Linked DNA regions of Homo sapiens: region 2 is linked to region 1. Evidence: chromatin loops called from intact Hi-C (ENCODE). Cell type or tissue: PC-3. All regions are shown on one strand. Links, peaks and the distances in the headings refer to the core of each region. The heading gives the core; the rest is flanking DNA.

Evidence for each region. Hi-C counts contacts between places; a loop is a spot of excess contacts. Peaks named below come from ENCODE experiments on the same cell type or tissue, not always from the same donor. Only the 100,000 strongest peaks of a DNase experiment are listed, where the experiment ranks them.
Region 2: it touches region 1 in a loop (2.8-fold over the local background); 6 of 110 quality-filtered maps call a loop at or near these places.

The regions. Positions count from the first base shown.
Region 1 is chr3:13,277,901-13,288,367 of GRCh38, forward strand. It overlaps a transcript of IQSEC1 not described here. Among named protein-coding and RNA genes, the nearest start is that of NUP210, 140 kb to the right of the region's middle. RefSeq lists an enhancer at 1-104. In PC-3, for the core only: a CTCF peak has its summit at 5,790 (motif pointing right); a DNase peak (open chromatin) is centred at 5,851; H3K4me3 peaks cover 1,384 bases.
Region 2 is chr3:13,212,977-13,223,443 of GRCh38, forward strand. It overlaps a transcript of IQSEC1 not described here. Among named protein-coding and RNA genes, the nearest start is that of IQSEC1, 140 kb to the left of the region's middle. RefSeq lists enhancers at 6,756-7,279, 7,280-7,802, 7,803-8,325. In PC-3, for the core only: no CTCF peak of the experiment used is centred there; a DNase peak (open chromatin) is centred at 5,415; H3K27ac peaks cover 1,905 bases.

The DNA.
Region 1 (10,467 bases), core at 4,661-7,160:
TCCCGGCCACTTTGAAGAACAACACACTTATCAGGGGCTCCCGGCAGGACCCTCCTGAGGGTGGCTTCCTCCTGCCCATTAGGACAATCCAGCCTCCGCTGCTGCCCCCTCATCAGTGGCCACCCCTGAGCTTGCCTCTGAACTGACGTGCCGCCGTACGGTTAATGTCACCATGAACCCGGCAAGAATACTGGTTTGGTAAATCAACAGAGTCTGAATGCCACTGAAAACCTCCCCCGGAGTGAGTCACCAACTCAGAGCTTCAGAAAAACGTCCTCTCCCAGTGATATGACAGCACTTAAGGGCTGGAGGGGACCAGAAAGCGAGGCAGGCCACTCCACTGGGCTTCCCCCCCCCACCCCCAGCCTCCTTAGGCGATGTTTCCTTTTGCCAAGGAACTTTGGAAGATCAAAGGCTGGAAGGAATCATCTCATTAAATCCTTGCCCCCTCTACACTGCCACCCCACGTGACACCGTGAGCCCTGCCTTGGTGACAAGATTGCACACGGCAGGGTGGAAACCTCCCATCTGGGCTTTCTCCAGCTTGAGAGGCCAGGAGTCACTGGGATCCTGGGAGATGGTCTGGCCATTCGACAGCATGAAGGGCAGGTGGTGGGTGGATAGGAGCTGGGGGGAGGCTGGGTGTGGTGGCTCACGCCTGTAATCCCAGCACTTTGGGAGGCCAAGGCAGGTGGATCACCTGAGGTCAGGAGTTTCAGAGCAGCCTGACCAACATGGTGAAACCCCGTCTCTACCAAAAATACAAAAATTAGCCAGGCGTGGTGGTGCACGCCTGTAATCCCAGCTACTCAGGAGGCTGAGGCAGGAGAATTGCTTGAACCTGGGAGGCGGAACTTTCAGTGAGCCGAGATCACATCATTGCACTCCAGCTCTGGATGACAGAGCAAGACTCCGTCTTGGTGAGGGGCAGGGTGGGGGGGGACAGGGAAGAGCAGGGAGGCCAAGCCAGACCATCTGAGTACAAATCCTGGCTCCACCCCGTAGCCAGATGGGAGAGCTTGGGCAAGGCCATGATTTCTGAGCCTCAGGTTCCACATCTATAAAATGGGAGCAGCAGCTGCACCTGCCTCGTAGGAGTGATGAGACAAGGAGATGACCTGACCAAGGCATAGACCGTAAGCAGGGCAGGCACACAGGAAGCCCCCGGTGGATGCAGCCATCGGCCCCACCCCTGCTCCCTGGGATTTGGGTCTGGGTGATTTTCAATCCCAGCTGGGCCTGCTGAAGTTCAACTGACTTTCTAAAGGAAAATGCAATGGCCTGAATCAATCCCTCTGGCTTCATCCACTCAACAAATCTTTACTGAGTGCCTATTATGCGTCTGAACCTCTAGTGAGCAGAGAGCAATTCTAGAAACAGATCACTAGCATGTAGCCAACCAGACATTGGATATGAATTCTGATGTCAGGGTAAAAGCATAGCCAAATAATCAAAGTAACCACAGGCATCCCATCACTGTATTTTTTCCTGTTATCATCCTGTTTTTCCCAGAGCTGAGAAACTCATGATGGTATTTTTCAGGGGGTGTCAAGGCATGAAAGAGCACTCTCTGAGAAAGGCTTAAAGGTTTCTGGACTTGTACACTTCCGGCACGCAAAGTCATCCTGCCCATGGACTGCATGGATGGGGCAGTGCCAGGCTAACTGTTGTCCCAGGACGAGGCTGCTCAGTGATCTCTCAATTGCATCCATCCAACCCCCCTCGAGTCACTGCACCTTCTGTCTGTGTGGCGGGCTGGGGGCTCCTGACTCACGCCAGAGAATCTGGAGGCTGAGTAGGAGGTCCACCAGGCCTGGCTTAGCCTGGCATGCTCGCCAGACCCTCCCTCACAGGGCCTCTGTGTGCAGGTAGGGGGAAAGGGGAGCAGAGTCCTCAGCAGGAAGTCAATCCTGATGCTGTGGCCTTGCATGGCCCTGTCACCTTGGGAAACCCATGCTCAACCCCCACCTAGCCTCTGGGCAGCCCTTCTCACGGTACCCCATTTCCCTCTCCATGCCTCCTGCCCCTGGCTCCAAAGGTCTCACCCCCTGCCTGTGCTCAGTTGGCCCAAAAGAAATGACAAACAGGTGGACAATGGAAGAATCTGACCTGCATTAAGCACTTACTGTATACCAGTTTCCTCCATGCCCATCTTTGCTTAATTCTCAAAAAAGTATGGGAGGCAGCTATGATCATTCCTGCTTTGCGTGCATTTCAGAAAACCTGAGGCTACGAGGGGTAGTATGACTTGTCCCATGGTCACCGGCTGGGAAGTGCAGGGCTGGGCCTAGGACCCTAGTTTGTCCACTCATGTTGCTCTCTCTACACAGAGTTGCTTATTCTCTTCCTCTCCATTCTTCCTCTTATGTTTCCAAGCACATTGATAATGAGTCTGCATACAGCAGGTGCTTAATAAAAGTCCTCAAGGGGATTGGTTATCCCATGTTCCTTAGGCATAAATCACCTTGCTCTGCAGATGGGCAGTGGGATACATCCAATCCATGGTTTGCTGAGCAGCCCCGGGGGGGCCCAGAACCCCACGCATGTGAGCAGGCCATGTGATGCCCCCGTCCCTGTGAGTCTCCTGTGAGGGGAGGAGACTCCAGCATTCTCCTTCCCAAAAGACTAGGGAGTGAATCAGATGCACAAAAATGGGTCCGGCTGCTCCATCTTGAAGGGAACCCACCCACAGCTCCTGCTCACACCAAGACTCCCCACAGCCTCACTGCTCACCCTGGGGTCCGGGCCCAGCAGCAGCGGGTGTCCTAGGAGCTGGCTAGAGATGCAGACTCCAGCCCACCCCAGACCCACTGGCTCAGCATCTGCATTGTAGCAAGATTCCCAGACTCCTGGTGTACACATTCAAGTTTGGAAGCTGTGCTTGACCTAGACCGTGGGCTGAGGACTGTGCTGCCACTCTGCTTTCCCTAAAGGCAATGCTCTCCCTCACAGGCCTTGGCTGTGTCTCCACTAAGGGGAAGCCAGGTGGACACAGAACCAGGGACTTCTGAAACAAAATCCCAGCCTTCCCATCCCGGCTTCCCGGCCAAGGCGGCTGCCTGGATGCAACCCAGGGGGATGCCCCACGGAAGGACGACGTGCTCCCTCTCAGCATCCTCCTGTCCCCTGCGTGGTCACCAGGGGTGACGCTGAAGGGAAAAAGGAAGCCATTCCCCAGGGTGGTGTTGTGAGGCATGTGCTGACCAACGTGTCACTGCTTCCCATGAAAGCAGGGACTTGGGACCTGCCCTGGTGCCGCCTCCCCAAGCTGCTGAGGACTTTCCTTGGGCAGCCCCAGCTTCTCTTTTGGTCCTGGTGTGGGAGAAAGGGCCCGGGCCCCTGTGAGACCAGCTCCGGGAGACCCACAGCTGCTGTGGCAGGACTGAAGAGTGAAGGGAGTCTCAGAGACTCCGGAGGGCCAGGAGTGGGGCCCAGACAGGCAGTGGGCGGGGTCTCTGCTTCCTCCCAGTGACACCAGTTAGGAGCTATACACACGTCCCGCTCCTCCTTCTCCATTCACAGAGAGCAAGAGCCTGACACCCACGCCTGCCACGCACAGAGCCATGTATGTGTTCACCCACAGCCCGACCCCATCCTCACAATGCTCCTCCTCCAAAGAGCCCCCCAGCCCCACCCGCACCGCCCAGAGCCAGCACACCCTCCAGGCAGGGCAGCAGACAGGGCCTGTCCCATGGCCACAGTCGCTGCAGCCCCCCTGGGGTGGGAAACTCGGGTTTCCATGACAGTACTGGGACTCCTGGGAATCAGGAACCACCCCACCTTCTGGGGCCACAGCTAACTCCTCCCCCATTTCCACCCTGGAAGGGCCGCCCAGCAGGAAGACTGTCCTGAAGCCCTGACCACGGCCACTCCCCCAACCACACAGTGATTTCTAGTCTTCCCCAGGCCAAGCCATAGTGGGCCCCGGGTGATCCCGAAGACAGAGAGGCAGAGGGGCAGGCAGAGGGCACAGAGCAGCAGAAACCCCGCCCCAGAGACACCGAAGCCTCCCAGCCCCCTTGTCCTGCCCCAGATGGGCGCCCGAAGGTCCACACGGTGAGGCTGCTCCGGGTTTCGACACCGACACTCATGGGAGGCAAACGGGAACCCGGCTGGCGGGCTGCGAGCCGGTAGGGACGCTGGGGTCCAGGGCTGCTGGACAGCCCCGCCCTGTACCTCTCCCCATCCCTCACTTAATCCTGGGTCCGAAATAGCCCCGGGTAATCCCAGGGCGAGGCAGTCGGGAATTAACCCCAGCCTTGAAGTAAGAGACAGAGGCGTCCACAGAAGAGGGCTCTGCGCGTCCCGGACTGGACACAGCGCAGAGTCCATTCCAGGGACACCGCAACCCGCAAGCGACCCAGGCCCGCTCCAGGGCGGGATCCGCGCGGCCCGCGACCCCTCCCTACCGGTCTCGGGATCTCTGGGTCGGAAGTTCTCGCCCTGCTGCTCCGAGACCTAGGTCCGCTCCCCGGACAGACCTCCGCCCGGCTCGTCCGAGCCCCGGGGGTCGCCAACCCTGAGTCCGCGCCGCAGCGCAGAGCCAGGCCGGCGGGAGCGCTGAGCAGCTCCCTGGAGCCCTTTTCCAGGGAACCCAGTCCCCACCCGAGATCGAGCTCCGGATCTGGGCGGCGACCCCGCCAGAGAATCCCAGGGAGCCCCTGGGGGTCTGGCGGCGGGTGTGGGCGCTCCCGGGCCGGCCACGCGCCCTCCCGCACCCGCCCACCTCCCCGCCAAGCCCCGAGGGAAGCCGCGGACCCCAAGAAGTTCCCACGTCCCCGACACGCCCGCCGCCCCGGGCCCCGCTTACTTGTCGCGGCGGCCGCCGAGCTCCGGGATGGCGCCGAGCGGCTGCGGGCCGGGGCCGGGGCCCGGGTCGGGGCGGCGGGCGCACGCGGCCAGGTGTCGCCGGTGTCGCTCCAGCAGGCCGGCGTTCTCCCGGCTCAGCCGCGCCACTTGGCGCTCCAGCTCCTCGATGCGCCGTCGCCGGCGCGCCAGCAGCTCCTGCTGCGCGGCGACGATCCGGGTCAGCTCCTGCAGGTACTCGGCCGCCTGGCCGGGGGGCTCGGCGGCGCTGGCCATGGCCCCCCGCCCGGAGGCCGGCCGCGCCTCAGGCGAGCGGGCGGCGGGGCGGCGGCGGCGCGGCCATGGCTGCGCGGCGGGGACGGCGGCTCGGCGCGGCGCGGGGCTGCCGCGGCCCCGCCTCGGCTCCCGCCTCCGCCGGCGCCGCCCCCGGGGCCCCCGCGCCTCCTGCTCCCCGCGCCGCCGCGCTCCGCCGCCCGCTGCCCCGCGGACGCGCCGGGGCGGCAGGGCGCGGAGCTGCGGCCGCAGCGGGCAGGCGAGGAGTTTTGCAAAGTGCCGGCCGCGGCGCGGGAAGAGGGCGGGGAGGGCGCCGCCTGCTGGGACCGCCCCTGGGTCCCGCGCCCCCGCACCAGGCGTCGGGGGACAGCTCCATCCTTCTCCGGCCGCCTCGGGCGCCTTAAATCGGAAGCGATTCCGTGAAATACATCTCGAATCCATCAGCGGACGATTTTAGGAAAAGTGTAAATAAAAAATCAACACACTCACGAGAACATTGGCATTTCTTATTGATCTGAGTCTACCAAAACACTGGGTATGGGCAGGGTGCGGAGGCTCACGCCTCTAATCCCAGCACTTTGGGAGGCCGAGGCAGGAGGATCGCTTGAGCCCAGGAGTTTGAAACCAGCCTGGGCAAAAGAGCGAGACCCTGGCTCTACAAAAATACCAATAAAATAATAAAATAAAACACTGGGAATGTTTTGTACTTGTAGAAGCAAGACGTTTCCCCGGCCGTCCCTTCCCAGTTGCAACCAGAAGGTGGCCCTGAAGCCTCCATGGTTCTATTTGCTGAGCTGCCAAGGCTCAGGGGCCCAACCCACCACTCACACTTGCGGTGGGGAACTGATAATCTGTGGAGGGAAGCCCCGCCTCTGCTCGGCGTTGAGATCTGCAGCAATTTGTTTTACCCCTTGGAGCCTACCTTTCCTCAGCCAAAATATTTTCCATTTGTTGATTATTTTCTTAATCTTTGTAATTTTCATACCCCAAGTTTCTTTGGGGCTAAACTCACTTTTCTATCTCCTTGACTTGAGCTGGCTTATTTCTACAGTTCCATTTTCTAGCAAATGCATTTAAGGCTATAAATTTACCTCTGGGTAAAGCTTTAGCTACATCTCATATATTTTTAAAGCTGTTATTTACATGCGGGTGGCATTGCCTTTGTTACACCAGCTTCACTGACACTTGGTGTTCCATATTTATGTTTGTTGCTATCCCTCCATCCCCAGGAGAGGAGGAGACTGCATAGAGAGACCTCAGACCCTCCAGGGTCCTCAGGCCTCCTTCGGTGTCCCACCTTGGCTGTCCCACGGGCAGGGCCCAGAATGGTAGTGGGGCCATGTAGTGGAAGCCTCAAGTTCCCCAAGGACTGTTATACGAGGATGAGATCATACACACACCACCCTAAATGAAAGCTCAACACAACTTTAAAATTGTCCCTCATTTCTAAGACACGTCCTGTTCTCAAGATTAATGTTATCTTTATAAATCTTATCATCACCTTTTGAAGAACACCATCAGATACCATCCTATTTGTACATGTACAAATCATTGATCATTTTGGTTTATAAATTGAAAATATACCAACATCTTTGCCACTCTAATCTAATATCTCCTCATTTGATAATACCTGAGGAGCTTCCCAAAAAGGGATCCGTGTAGCCCAGGCTTCTCATGACCTTATGGGAGGCCTGACCCTGCAGTTGCGCACGGGTCTCTGCCAGTGTTTGGGGCTGGAGGGAAGGTAACTCTAAACCCTGGTGCCTGTCAGTGAGGATCATGGCTGATGGACAGAGCTGCAGGGGTTGGGGAAGGAGCAGCCAGGCTCCCTTTCTATGCTCAATGCCCATGTGGAGCCCCCAGACACCCCTTCCAGCTGTTCCCGATTGAAGATGACCCCACATCTCCATCTCTGCACTACCTCCTTGCTCCCTGAGGCAGGTCACCTTGCCACTCAGCAGACAGAACACCCAATCTGTACCAGGCCCGGATGACACCAGACACCATAAGGGGAGGAGGCCTCAGCCCTGCCTTTCAGGAGCTTCCAGGCTTGGCCAGGGCAGAAGATGACAACAGGCCGACAAGGTGCTGTTCGAGCCTCCAGGCAGGAGCACTGCACCCGAGGCCTAGGCAGGGCCCTGTCCTCCTGGAATTGCCATTCCCCAGGCTCTGAGGCAAGCAGAGAGATCCTCAGGGCATAGGTGGTGAACAACAACAGTGGCCTTCCTGGCCCACTCCCTGCTCCTTCCGGCCAGGATCCCTGGACTCCTCTTTAGGCAGTAGGAGTGGGAGCAGGGAGCCCCTCGGGCCTGTCCTCTCCCTCTGCCTCACTCATCTGCCTTGCTTTCCATTCCTGGGACTCGGGGGTGTTCCAGCGACAGCCAGCTCCCCGGAGCTGGAGGTTATAGGGGAGTCTGCCACCAGCAATGGGGCCAAGTCCACCCTCCTTCCTGGCTCCCAAACGAGGGAGGAACAATGCCTGTCCCCACCAGAGAAGGGAGGCCTCTTCCTCAAAGAGCCTCAGCCAGCCACTCCTTTAGTAAATGTGGCCGAGCATCGACTGTGGCCAGGCTCTGGGCCCATGCTCTTTAAGAGTTCTCACATGGAGACAGAGAATGAGCAAGGGGGATGAGCAGGCACAGGCCAGGGCCATCCCACAGGGCCCCACATAAAAGCCCTGTGGCCTGGTCCTCCAGCCTCCCTGCTCTGACCCCCGCATGCAGTGAGTTAATTGGCTTCCCACCTGCTTCTGGACTGGACTCGGGGCTCTTGGGCACCCAGGGGTCTCTCCCAGTCTCACCACATGGCCCCGGACATAGGAACACTGATGAGCAGAGGGCAGATGAGACACAGAGGGACAGGGTGGATTGCTTTCACTCGGCTGGCAGCACCAAGACGTCAGAGCAGTTAAAGGCCGTCCAGTTCAGCTGCAGTCTCTCATCTAAATTCCCACGATGTGCAATAAAAGAATCAGAGCCTCTAGAGTCCTTGAAGCACCGTGTCATGGATGCTGTGGTTGCTGCCCAGATTCCCCCTTCAAGGTGAGGCCCTCGCCTCGCACCAGCTCAGCAAAGACCGTCTCAGGAAATTGCCCTGTGCTGATGGAATCTTCAAGGTTACATTCCCCTTCCCAGGGCAGCCCCCAACTAGTGACTGGTCCATGCAGGAGGACAACAGCCTGGCCCCCTTGCCTCAATTTGGGCAACTCTGCAGGGTCATCCTAGCTCCAGAGCTCCCGTGGGATTAGCCAAGCCTCTGTAGGATTCACACTGTGGCCCAGCCTCTCCCTCTGCCAATCCTGCCTCTTCTCTCCCTCGCTGGTGCTGGCCCCTGAGCTCTCCCCAAGAAACCTCCTGTGTGCAAACCTCCCTCTCAGAATGTTTCCCTGGGAGGTGACCCAGGACATTCTCCTTCCCTTCCCTTCCCTTCCTCTCCCATCTTGACACCAGTCCTTTGACCTCGTTAGGATTTATAGGATGTGCATGCTAGTCTGTAACTCTAGTTAAGGTCTCCCGGCTTTGTATACAGATACGTTCTGCCACCTGAAAAAACTGATAACCGGCATTTCCAATGTGATAAATTCGAGGCCAAGTAATTTAAATTCAATTGCAGAAAGGAAGATGTGAGTGTGCACTCCAAAAAAATAAAGGTTACAAAAATATGGAGGAGGAAACAGAGAAAGGGGAAGTATACTATGTAAAATCATTTGTGAATTTTCCTATTATTATTCACATCCAGCTTCTTGGTAAGATCATCAATCTTTTTAATATTGTCCTTTTTATAAGAAATTCATTTTTTTCCTTAAAAACCTTCCCCTGAGCACTCTCTGACTCACTATTATAATTTGGGCTGGCTACTTCCTGGGCCTGCTACACAGCTATTATCAGGGATTTCTTGGCATTACACTTCTGGATTGAGTCCACTCTTTCTTGGATCCTGTGTATTGTCTTTCTTGGGTTCATTTTCTACTTTGCAGAGTATATCCTCAGGCAATTCTGCCAGACACAGCCTATGGGTAGGTCTCTGAGTCCTTGTGTGTCTGAAAGTATTTACTTTGCCCTCAGATTTGATTGGTAGTTTGGCTGGGTATAGAATTCCGGGTTACAAATCAGTTTCCTCAGACCATGGAAAGGTTTGCTCCATTTTCCTCCATTACCTAGTGCCGCTGATGTCATTCTGATTCTTGTTCCTTTAGAGAAGAAATTCTCTTAAGAGGGTATTGTCCCTGGTCAGAACATTTGAAAATCTGGTGGGGGATGTTTTTGGTCATGAGAATGACTGACAATGCTCTGACATTCAATGGGCAGGGCCCTGACATACAGCACACAGGGAGTGTCATCCAATACAAACTATCCCACTCACATCACCAAAAAGCAAAGCAAAGCGGAAGGACTTACTCTATTAGATTTCAACACTTATTATAAAGCAAGAGTAATCAAAACAATGGGTACCAGTGTCAAGAGAGACACATAAATTGACAAACTAGAAGAGAGTCTCAAAGTAGACCCACACATATGTGGGCAATCAATTTTTGACAAAGATGCCAAAGCCACTCAATGAGTGAAAGGATAGTCTTTCAACAAGTGTTGCCTGAGAAAGCTGCTGGGATAATATGCAAAAGAATGAACCTCTGCCTCCATTTCAGAGTATCTACAAAACTAACTGGGACTAGATCACAGAACCCATGTAAGAGCTAAATAGGTACAACTTCTAGAAAAGCTCTTAATGGCCTTGAATTTGGCAAATATTTCTTAAATGTGACGCCAAAAGCATGAACTCTAAGTGAAGAAAAAATCAGCAAATTGGACTTCACTGCAATAAAAAAAAAAAAGCTTGGTCTTCAAAAGAAACTGTTAAGAAATGAAAAGGTAAGTCACAGTCTGGGAGGAAATATTTGCAAACTCGATATCCAGCAGAGGACTTGTGTGTAGAATATATAAAGAACTTTTACAACTCAATAAAAACAAGAAAAAACACCCAATTAAAAATGGGCATACGTTTTAAACAGACATTTCACCAAAGATATATAAATGCCAAATAAGCAAATTAAAAGAAGCTCAATATCATCAGTCATTAGGGAAATGCAAATTAAAACCCCAGGGATTTAGAGATGACACCAACAGCAAAGCAACAAAGGAAAAGGAGATAAACTGGGAAACAGCAACGTTGAAAGCTTCTACGCTTTGAAGGACTTCAGTAAAGAAAGTGACAGAAGAGAAAAAACCCACAGAAGAGAAAATGTTTGCTGTTCACATGTCTGATCAAAGACATGTATCTAGCATACATAAATAAATTTTACAACTCAATAATAAAAAAGGCAAATAACTCAACTTAAAAATGGGAAAGGATCTGAATAGACATCACAACAAAGAGGATATCATAAGCACA
Region 2 (10,467 bases), core at 4,361-6,860, 65 kb before region 1:
AAATATTTTCTTCCTTTCTGTAGTTGTCTTTTCACTTTCTGGATAATATTCTTTGAAGCATAAACGTTTTTAACTTTGATGGGGTCCAATTTATCTACTTCTTTTGTTGCTCATGCTTTTCATGTCATGTCTAAGAATCCTTTGCCAAACCCAAGGCCATGAAGATTTACTCCTAAGTTTTCTTGTATTTTATCATTTTTAGTTCTGACATTTAGTTACATTTTGAGTTAATTTTTTGTTTATGGCCTGAAGCAAGAGTCCAGATTCATTCTTTTAAAAGTGGATATCTAATTGTGCCAGCAGCATTTGTTGAGGAGGCTGTTCTTTCCCCACTGAGCCATCTTGGCCCCCTGTGTATGGGTTGATTTCTGGATTCCCAATTTTATTCCATCCATCTAGATGTCCTTCCTGTTTCGGTACCATATAGTATTGATGATGACTGTTGGTTTATAGTAACTTGGACATCGGGAGTTGTGGGATCCCCTACTTTGTTCTTTTTCAGGACCATTTTGGCTACCCTGGGCTCCTTGAGCTTCTCTGTGAATTATGGAATCAGCTCATCACCCACGTTCTTGGAACCTGAAGGCAGGATTTTATCCACGGCTCCTTCAACTTTATGTCCTTCACTTTGAGCCATGTTTTTAGTCATGAAAGATCATATTACACCTGCTGAAATCCAAACAATCCACACATTTAGTAATTACCAGACTGCAAGCTAAGCAATTACCACCACATGACCGGGCCAGTGTGAGTGGGTCCCAGGGATATGAGTGGGTCCCAGGGATGGGATTGGGAACATCAAGGTAGAAAAGATGCTGCACATGGCTGCAAGGAAAGGAAATAAGTGCCTAGGCCATCTCAGGAATGGCCATCACCTGCCCACCTGCCTGGCACCAAAACCAGGGGCCAGGCACCATCCTGGGCTCGTATCCACAGCCAGTTAGCCACTGAGCCTCACTGATTCTGCCGCCCAGAAGTCCCATCTAGGGCCCTCTCCCAACCCCAACCTGGACCCATCGCTCTCCCCCGGGCTCTTCCTGGTCCCTCCCCGCCACCCGGCTCCTTCCTCTGATAGGCCTGTCCCCTGTGTCCCTGTCCACTGTGCTCTGTCCACACGGCCCAGCCCCTCCTGGCCTTTGCTATACTGGTCTCTCTGCTCCAGTGTCATTCTCCCCTCCTGCCAAAGGGTCCCAACCCTTAACGCGACGAACCCCTCTCTTACCCTTCTAGTCGCACTGCAGGGGCTTCTAAGCCTTTGAGAGCCAACCTGCCCTGGCCGGGTGAGACTAACCCTGTCTGAGTCATTAACATCAGCCTTCTGCAGAGGACCCGGAACACCACATCTGCTGCTCCCAACACCCTTGTCCAGGAGCTGCCCAGGCCGACTCCTCACCCCGTCCCACAGCCAGCACAGGCAGGCACACGGCAGGGCTGCAGCAAGCTCGAGCCAGAACTCTGGCCGTGGCCCCCTGCCTTGAATCTGGGACATGTCCCTCCTCGTAGCCCTCCTTCCTCCAAGAAACAAATGGGAAACTCCCTTTCATGGCCTCCATTGCACGTGGGTGCAGCCTGGGGCCTCTCACTGCCAGGTGGACGAACCAGGGCAGGAATCCTAGCAGAAGCCTGTGAGGTGAGGAGGGGGCACCTCCAGGAATCCACCCTGGCAAGAGCAGGGCCACGGTGCCATCAAGGGGCCACTGTGGCACACGAGCTGGTGTCCGGTGGAGCACGGTCTCCAGGGAGCGGTGTTGAGGTCTCAGCTGGGCACCATGCCTGACCATGCAGCTGGTTTTCTGACCTTCCAGATGGTGTGCGGCACCTGGCATTCTGGAACTTCTCTTTCTGTGTAAAGAGCAAGAGCAGGTCCCAGTGTTTGCAGCTGAGCGCCAGGACCGACGTCGGGCTCTGCTGAGCACTAGCCGAATGAACAGGCACCCGAGTGAACGGATGAGTGGAATTTACTGCACCCATAAGTAGAATCTTGAGCCCTGTGCCTGACCTAGACTAGGCCCTCAGACATGGTTCAGGGCTGGCAGGATGAGTAAGTGCCTACTGAATGCAAAGGCTGCAGAGGCGAGAGGCAGGTGGTGGGGATGCAGCTCCTTGTGCACCATCTGGCAAGGGAAGAGAAGGTGACTCTTTACCACCAACCCCTCCCCTGTGCCAGGCTCCTGCAGTACACAAGACAGGAGCATGGAGGAAAATCAAACCAAGCCTCCGCCAGTGGGATGGAAAAGGTTTCCAAATAAACCAGCGGCCAAGGCTCAGAATGGCTGACCAGAGGCCTTGCCCAGAGGACAGAGAAATCCACACGGCTGCCTGATGAAATCGAGAGGACACGCCAACTAGATTAGCACAGATCATCAGCCTACAACCAAAGTACCTGCTCCAGGAGCACACGGAGCTTTGGCGCCCACCTTCAGGCTCTGGCCATGCCAGACATCATGAAGGGCAGCCTCAGGCTCCCTCAGAAAAGCAAAGAACAAGAACTGCAAGAGTTTCGTTTAAAATCCATGTTAAGTCTGAACAGCTTCACAATTGCAATTAGCCAGACAGAGCTCTCTGCACATTTGAGAGGCTTGATAAACGCCTCTTTGGTCCTGGGGCCGAGGGAGGCAAAGTTGCACAGATAATAAAACACCAGGGCATTACCAAATCTTCTCAGCATGGATGACACATGGATGTGTTGATGGGGCCCAGAGAAGGCCGACATGGCCACTGCACTCCACCCCTGGCACGGGCTGGGCAGAGAGGCCGGTATGATCAGCAATTCCCACATAAGCTCAGAGCCCCTCCACAGTGGCTGATGCCATATAGCTGGGGAGCAGCTGGGCTGAGAGGAGAGCCCGTTTCTCAAACGTCTCCTGTTGAGAAGGGCCAGGGACCTTCAGGCAGGATCTGCTGTGGAGCTCACAGAACAAGTATCCTCCGAGCCCCAGAGCAGACCAGGCCCGGGGCTTCCAAACCAAATCTCTGTCTCAGCCCTCACAGCCAAAGTCTGCTTCTCTTAGTGATTCCTAAACATCCAGACACCATGTGCAGGGGATGATGCCCTCAAAGACGGGTAGAGCCACTTCCTGGGGCTGGGCAGGCCCTCCAGAGCTCTGTCCAACACCTATTGGAAATGCCTTTAAGTGGGCGTGTCCTTTGGCCATTCTAGGAATCTATCCAAAGGACACAGTCATTGCACAAAGATGCAAAGATTGGCAGTGACCAATTGCTCAACGGTAGGAGGTTGCATATGTAATAACAGCACCCATGCAGTGTGGGAAAATAGGCAGCCAACAGCGCAGCTGTAGAACAGCATTTCCCAACCAGCATCCCCTACACCAGCAGCCCCATGTGAGCTCCCAGAGGAACACATGGTCAAATATGTTTAGGACTCATTACCAGCAGGGGACAGGGGGCCCTCGGAAGGGGCCACTTGAGCCAGCCACATGAAGGGACGGCTTACAGAGGGCAGGTGAGGGCAGGGAGCCCCCCAGAGACACACCCAGGGCTAGCAGAGCGACGAGCTGTCCACTCCCTGGACCTAAGGGATGAGAGGGAGCAGTCACCTGAACCCAAAGGGATTGCAGAGGGGAGCTGTGGCTGGGGACAGGGGGACCGCAGGAGGGGCTAGAGAAATGAATATCCCAGCCTCTTTCCATCCTGCCCACTGATCTCCCATCAGTAAACCCACCAGAAAGCTGGAGGGTGCGGAAGCCAGTGAGAGAGGGCATCCCTCCAGGGCACAGAGTATGGTGAGCAGTGGACAGTGGGTCCAGACAGACAGATGGACAGAACACCCGGATGCACTCTCTTCCCCGTGGAGAAACAAAATGCTATTCTATTCATTAGCACATGGAATACACACATTTAACTTCACTTACCCCTGCCCACTCCAGAACATATGGACGCTTTCTCCCGATGAGTTTAGGTCACACTGACCTAGAAGAGTTAATGGCATAGGACACAGCATATCACGACGCAGGCAAGGTGAACACACTGCAAAACTTAGCTGATGACAGGAGCCCAATGGTGGTGACAAAGGATTTGCCATGGAGAAGAGCCCTGAAGGACATTCTCCCCCATTACAGATGACAAAAGATGATTTTGATTTTATTCTTAGTGCTTTTAAAAAAAAAATCCAACTGAACAGAGTGAACCTGACTCAGGCTTTTTTGCTTGTTTTGTTTTACAATTCAATGACTTTTGTAACTTTCACTGAATGGTGCAATTACCACCATAATGTTAGATTTACAATGTTTTCTTCTCCCAATGAGATCCCTCATGCATTTACATCCAATGCATTCCCTTATCCATCTTCAGCCCCCAGCAATCACTAATCTACTTCTATCTCTATGGGGTTGCCTTTTCAGGACTTCCATATGCCACAGTCTGGTGGCGGGGCTTCCTCCACTTGGCATTGTGTTTTTGAGGTTTATCCATGACATAGGGTGCACCAGCAGATCGTTCCTTTTCAGGGCTGAGTAGTAGTCCACTGTGTGGAAGTACCAAGTTTTCTCTCCATTCACACCATTTTTTTCACAATGCTTCTGCCTTAAACCACTGGGAGGGACTTGCTCTCCAGAAAGAGAGCATAATGGAGGCACCTCCACAGCTGGTCCAGAAGCCTTGGGTCTGGCTGGCTCCAAATTTCCCCAACTTGATTCATTCTAGGCCCCATCTCCAGTTTTGTGCCATGTCCCTATAAACTACTTAGTATTTTCCTTTAAATTGCCTCACTCCTTTACTTAAATGTATTTTGAAAAGAAAATTCACTTTTATTTATATTCACATTTTAAATGTAAAATACTATCATTACTTGAAATAGAAAAGAATGCTCAAAATAATACCAGGAACACAAAACAATGACATCACATTCTTGCTCCAGACTCTTGCTGTTTCACCCCAAGCTGATCCCTGAAAGAGGCCCAGACACCAGACTGGCACCAAACTGAGCCACTGTCCCATACAGAACCAGAAGAGCTGGAAAGACCTGGGATGTAATGACCTGACCTCTACACAGCACCCGAAGCATCTAGAAGCAGCACCATCATCACATGCTAGCCCCCCACCTAAAGTCAGGTGCACCCCTGGCTTCCGAGGCCCCCTGGCAGCTCCGGCATTCTAGGATTCCAGGATTCCCACATGCAGAGGCTGGGAACCTTGACAAAGCTGTGTCGGGGGTGGGAGCAGGAGTGACCTAGCACCTCCTGTGTGCTGACTTCCTTCCACATGCACCTATGGTGCTCCCAGGTGTGCGAGGCCTGGGGCAAGGCATGGGTGGGGAGCGGCTGGACCTTGCTGTGCTGAATCCTTGAAGTTGGGATCATTTTTTAATCCCATTAGTCCCCAGGGTCTGGCTCAGTGCTGGCTATACAGCAGGTGCTCATGGAATGTAGAATGAATGACTCATAGGTGTGTGCATGAATGAGCTGGCTGGTGAGAGAAAAAGACAGACAGAATAACTCATCTGAAAACTACTCGAACCATTCAAAAGGTGCTGCTCTCCAAGGCAACAGAGTCTTTGGCGGGAGGTGTGGGAAGCCTGTGGCCGAGACAGCATAGTGGCTGCACTAACACACAAGATGCTTTTCACAACTCATGACTGGGGAAAAGGGAAAAGGTTTTTAAAATTTTTTCATGGAAACTGGAAAATGAAGTTCATGTGCTCTATTTGCTCCTGTTCATGCACAGGTGGAGGTGAGGGGTGGCCCCAGGCCCAGAGGTGTCTGTCGGGGAGACCCCTGACTGCCACCCTCAAGGGTGTGCACTGGGTCCTGCAGGCAATGGGGGAGCCATTGAACATTCTTGAGTGAGGGTGGCCTGAACAGATCCAGCTTCAGCATGACTTCTCTGGCAGCAGGTGTGCAATGGAAGGAACCTGGAGGAAGGAGGGCAGCCCCGGCCGCCACCTCTACCCCCAGAGGCTTCTACACGTCCTCAAACTCTCCCAAATCACCCATAATGCCTCCTTTTCCCTCACCTACTCAATGCCACCCACCAAGTCAGCTGCACGTGCACCCAAAATGCTCTTGTCGCCACAGCCACCCTGGTCCAGGCCAGCAGCAGCTTTCCCCTGGGCCACCATGTCAGTCTCCCAGCGGATCTGGCAGCTGCCTCGGGCCCTTCTACAATTTGTGCCACAGCAGGAAAGGCCTTTAAAATAACGTCACACCATGTCACCCCCAAGCTCCTGCAAAAACCCTCCAAAAGCTCAGTCCATCCACCTCACCAGCAGGCCCTGGCTGAGCCATGCTTCCCCAGAGACAGGCTGCATGGTGCTCCTGACACCTGCTCCCAAGTTCACTGGTAAGAGGAAGCCGAAGGTCAGCGGACTCCAGAACTGGCCCTTCACTGGCCGCGGCTGCCCACACTGTCCAGGTGCTGGAAATCCCCTCCCTGGAGTTTCTCCTGGCAGTGTAACCACCCCACAGCCCCCCAGGGAGCTCCCCACATTGGAAAAATATTTCTGGGGCCCTGGTGGCCCCAAATTGGGATGGCCACCATCAAGGATGTGCCCCCACCCCCGGCGGGAAGGCACATGAAGCAGACGCACCTCGCAGAGCGCTGCCTCATTAATACTCATCGCCACTTCACCAACACCCACCCGGCGGTCTTCGGGGATCAGCGGAGGTGTGAAAGTGGATGCATTAGGATGTTAAATAGTTCAACAGCAAGCAGCTCCTGCCAAGTGCTTAGTGGCTTTCTGCTTGCTGGGGCAGTGGCGCCAGTGCTGGCCCAAGGCCCGGCCACCTCAGCAGGACAGCATGAGGACAGTCCGGGCCTGCCACGTGGCCACCAGAGGTGGGGTGGTGCCTCTAACCAGCTGGGGGGTGGCACATCTTCATCCATGGACCATCACTTCCCAGCAAGGCCCTGAGAGGCTGGTGGCTTATTTCCTTAATGCCACTGCTGCCCACAATATCCAGAGAGTTTGACTTTGGGACTTGAATGCATTTATTTGTCTTCTCTCTCCCAGTCACTCCAGGCGTGGCAACTCCTCACCGGAAACCTGAAACGTGGCAAAAGTCACCTGCAGCCCCAGTCCTGGGAACCGGGGTCTGTGCAGCCACCTGTGCTCAGGCTGCCACCACCCCCGTCACAGGCTCCTGCTGGGACACTATTTCTAAACCCCAGCTTTAGGCACTTCAGTGCTTTTGAAGATTTTAAATTGGCACGGGTTAGCATTGCAAACTCAACTGCCTCCTGGGGCCGGCAGTGGCCGGGCCAGGTGGGCCTGGAGCAAACTGGAGAGCCAGCCTGGCCCCTCCAAGGGGACTGCGCCACTCAGTTCCAGCCCCAGACCTTGATCGCCTCAAATTTCAAACTTGGAAATGGTCACATAGGGCCTGTGACCAACATTGCCAATTTGAGACTTGGGGCCCAGGAGAAGAATGGGGGCAAAGAAGGGGGGTCCTTGCCCCCTACTCCTTTTCCACCCCATTATCTGCCAGTTGCCCCTCACACCCCACTGGCCCCCACAAGGGGCTTCTCCCGCTCTGTGGCCATCATCTAGACTGAGACATGGGTCTAGACTGAGAGTCCCTCAAAGGCAAGGCTTCTGAGTCCCAGGGAAGAGGACTCCCTGCTAAATTTTCATTGAATTAAATGACTAATTAATGATCTAGCCTATTTCCTGGTCGGGACAAGGTCAGCCTCACGGCCATCGCTGACTTGCTCCTCTGGTTTATGCATGGTCTCAGGAGTCAGTCCCTACAGAGCACGGCCTGAGACATTCCGAGGTGCACGTCGACCCTTGCAGAGGACAGCCAGCACCCCAAGTGTGAAGGGCGATGCCGCCTGGACACTCACGTCCCGGGATATTTGGCTAAACTGGCCTCATTAACAGGCCGGCCAAACACTCCTCACATATCCACTGGCATCTAGATCTGCGTGGATGGGTTTTGCTGCCAAACTCCTGTTTCTATTGACAGCTACCAGCCACCGGGCCACTTCACAGGCATTAATGCCACTTATTTCTCAAACCGGCTTCAAGAGCTGCTGGCCTCATCCATGGTTGGGGAAACGACATAGGGGAACAACATTGTAGAGAAAGGCAGCGACTGAGGCTTAAGGAGGCAGGGAGGCCAGTGAGCAGGGGAGGCCAGGGCTCATAAGCAGGGCTGTCGCTGGAAGGACCCTATAGTGTGACACCATAGCAAGGCCTGGAGCCAGGAGGCCTTGGTGAGGGGAGGGAAGTGGTTTCTGCCCCTGAGGCCACTATTCCAGGCCCCGCCCTGGTCACGGTGGGGTGCCTGGGTGGTGCCCAGAGGGATTTTCCTGAGGGTGGACACAGGCTTCAGCCCGCCTGCTCTGGGGGCAGCTGCCTGACCCACGCCCCTCTGCAGGCCCCTCTGTCTCAGCCAGAAGGGTGACACTGTTCCTCCAACAGGACATGTCCCTGCGGTAGGAGCCAGGGAGAGGTGGAGTTAGGACAGAGCCTCTGTCACACAGAGGCCTCCTTCAACCTCAAGCATCCTCAGGGGGCACAGGAAGGGCCTTCCAGGCAAGGCCAAGTAGAGGGCCCCCACCTGTGGACTCCCACCCCAACTGCCTGCGGCCAAGCCCCTGCCCGCCCACCCCAGGCCGCCTGGCCAAGGAGGCCCTCCCAAGGCAAACCCAGGGGCCTAACAAGCTCAGACACTGCAGGTCTCCCAGGGCCCCAGGAACAGACGCCTGGAGCCCACGGCGGCTCTCCGTCTCCTGCCCAAGTGGGGCTTCCATCCCTCCAATGGGGCAGCGTGTGGCTCCATGACTGTATCACAGAGGCCGGGCCTCCTCGGCAGGGAGCTGCCTCCGGCATTGGCATCTGCCACAAAACCGGGAACTCCCCTGCAGTCAGCGATCTGGAAAGCCAGCCTCCCAAACTAGATTCATAAAGGACTCCAGGGCCTGATCTGGAAATTTAGTGTGCTCCGAAAATGAGCCAGTTTCCTCAACCATGACCAGGCCCGCCTGGAGATGGTAGCCGCGGAGCAGAGGGGCAGGAGGGAGGAGAAACACCCCAGCCTACAGCCCTGCAACCCCCAGAGGAGTGTCCCCTTTCCTTTTCATTATGGTAAAGGATACATAACACACATTTACCACCTCATCCATTTTAAGCGCACACTTCAGTGGCATTAAGACTTTCTCATCTTCCCCAACTGAAACTCTGCCCCATGAAACACGAACCCCCAGCCCCCCTCCCCCAGCCCCTGGCACCTCCATTCCACTTTCTGTCTCCGTGAATGTGACTACTCCAGGGACCTCACAGAAGTGGAATCATGCAGTATTTGTCCTTTTGTGGCCGGCTCATTCACTAGCATCCTGTCGTCCAGGTTCATCCCTGTTGCAGCGCAGCACAGAACGCCCTTCCTTTTTAGGGTGAATCATATTCCATTGTAGGGACAGACCACGTTCATCTGTCACGGACACTTTCTTTGCTTCCACCTTTGGCTATTGTGAGTAATGCTGTTGTGAACATGGGTGTGCACACATCTGTTTGAGGCCTTGCTTTCAATTCTTTTGGGTCTACACTGAGAAGTGGGATTGCCGGATCATATGGGAATTGTATTGTATGTTTAACTCCTTCGGGAACCACCACACCGTTTCCCACGGCGGCTGCACCACGTTACCTCCCCCCAGCAATGGAGCCACAGAGGTTCTTATTTCTCCACATCCTCACCAACCAGAGAATGGCCTCTCGCAGCAGACGCTGGGGGCCAAGCTCGGTGGTAGAGGCCATTGAAAGCACTCCCAGGTCAAACAGGCTTGGGAAACTGATCACGTTTCTTCCCCACCGGACTCCTCAGAGTGCTCGATGTGCCAATGAGCTCAGGACCCACAAAGGGCGACGTGTGTGGGGCCCCAGACCCTCTGCTTCCTTTAGGGCTGCTGAGGAACTGCTCTCTGAGGGGCAGCCTGGGGACTGGCTGGTCCCCCATGGCACAGGCCCACAGCAGGGTAAACTCAGAAAGCAAGAGGCAGTGCCCAGACTCAGCTCCAGCCCCTCAGCACCCTGGCATCCACTTACCAAGGTGTCGATCGTGATGGATGGGAAATAACAAAAAGGGGTCTTTTGTCAGACAGGTTGAGAACTGTGGTTCTAGAAGGCTCTGCCATCGAGGTTTGGGCAGGGTTGGGGGAGGTGTGACCCATCCAGACCCCCGGCTTGCCCGGCCAGTGGGCACATGGCAGCTGCTGTGCCTGACTCTCCACACTCCCTCAGTAATACCCCAGAATGTCAGGTCTTCATGGAAAAGTCAACGCTTCCTGCATAATTGGCTTCTTCCCAGTTAGAGGCATGAGCTCTGGGAGGAAATAATGGAAACATACAAACTCAGGTTTAGACTGGATCCAAAAGGCCCAAACCCTCCCACAAGGATGGAGATCTTCCAGATTGCAGGGAGGTCCCCGGGTCTCTGCTTCCCCACCTCCAGAGATAGGAGCGCGCCACCTCCTGGCACAGCCTCCACCCCTGGGGAGTGGAAAAGCTTCTCC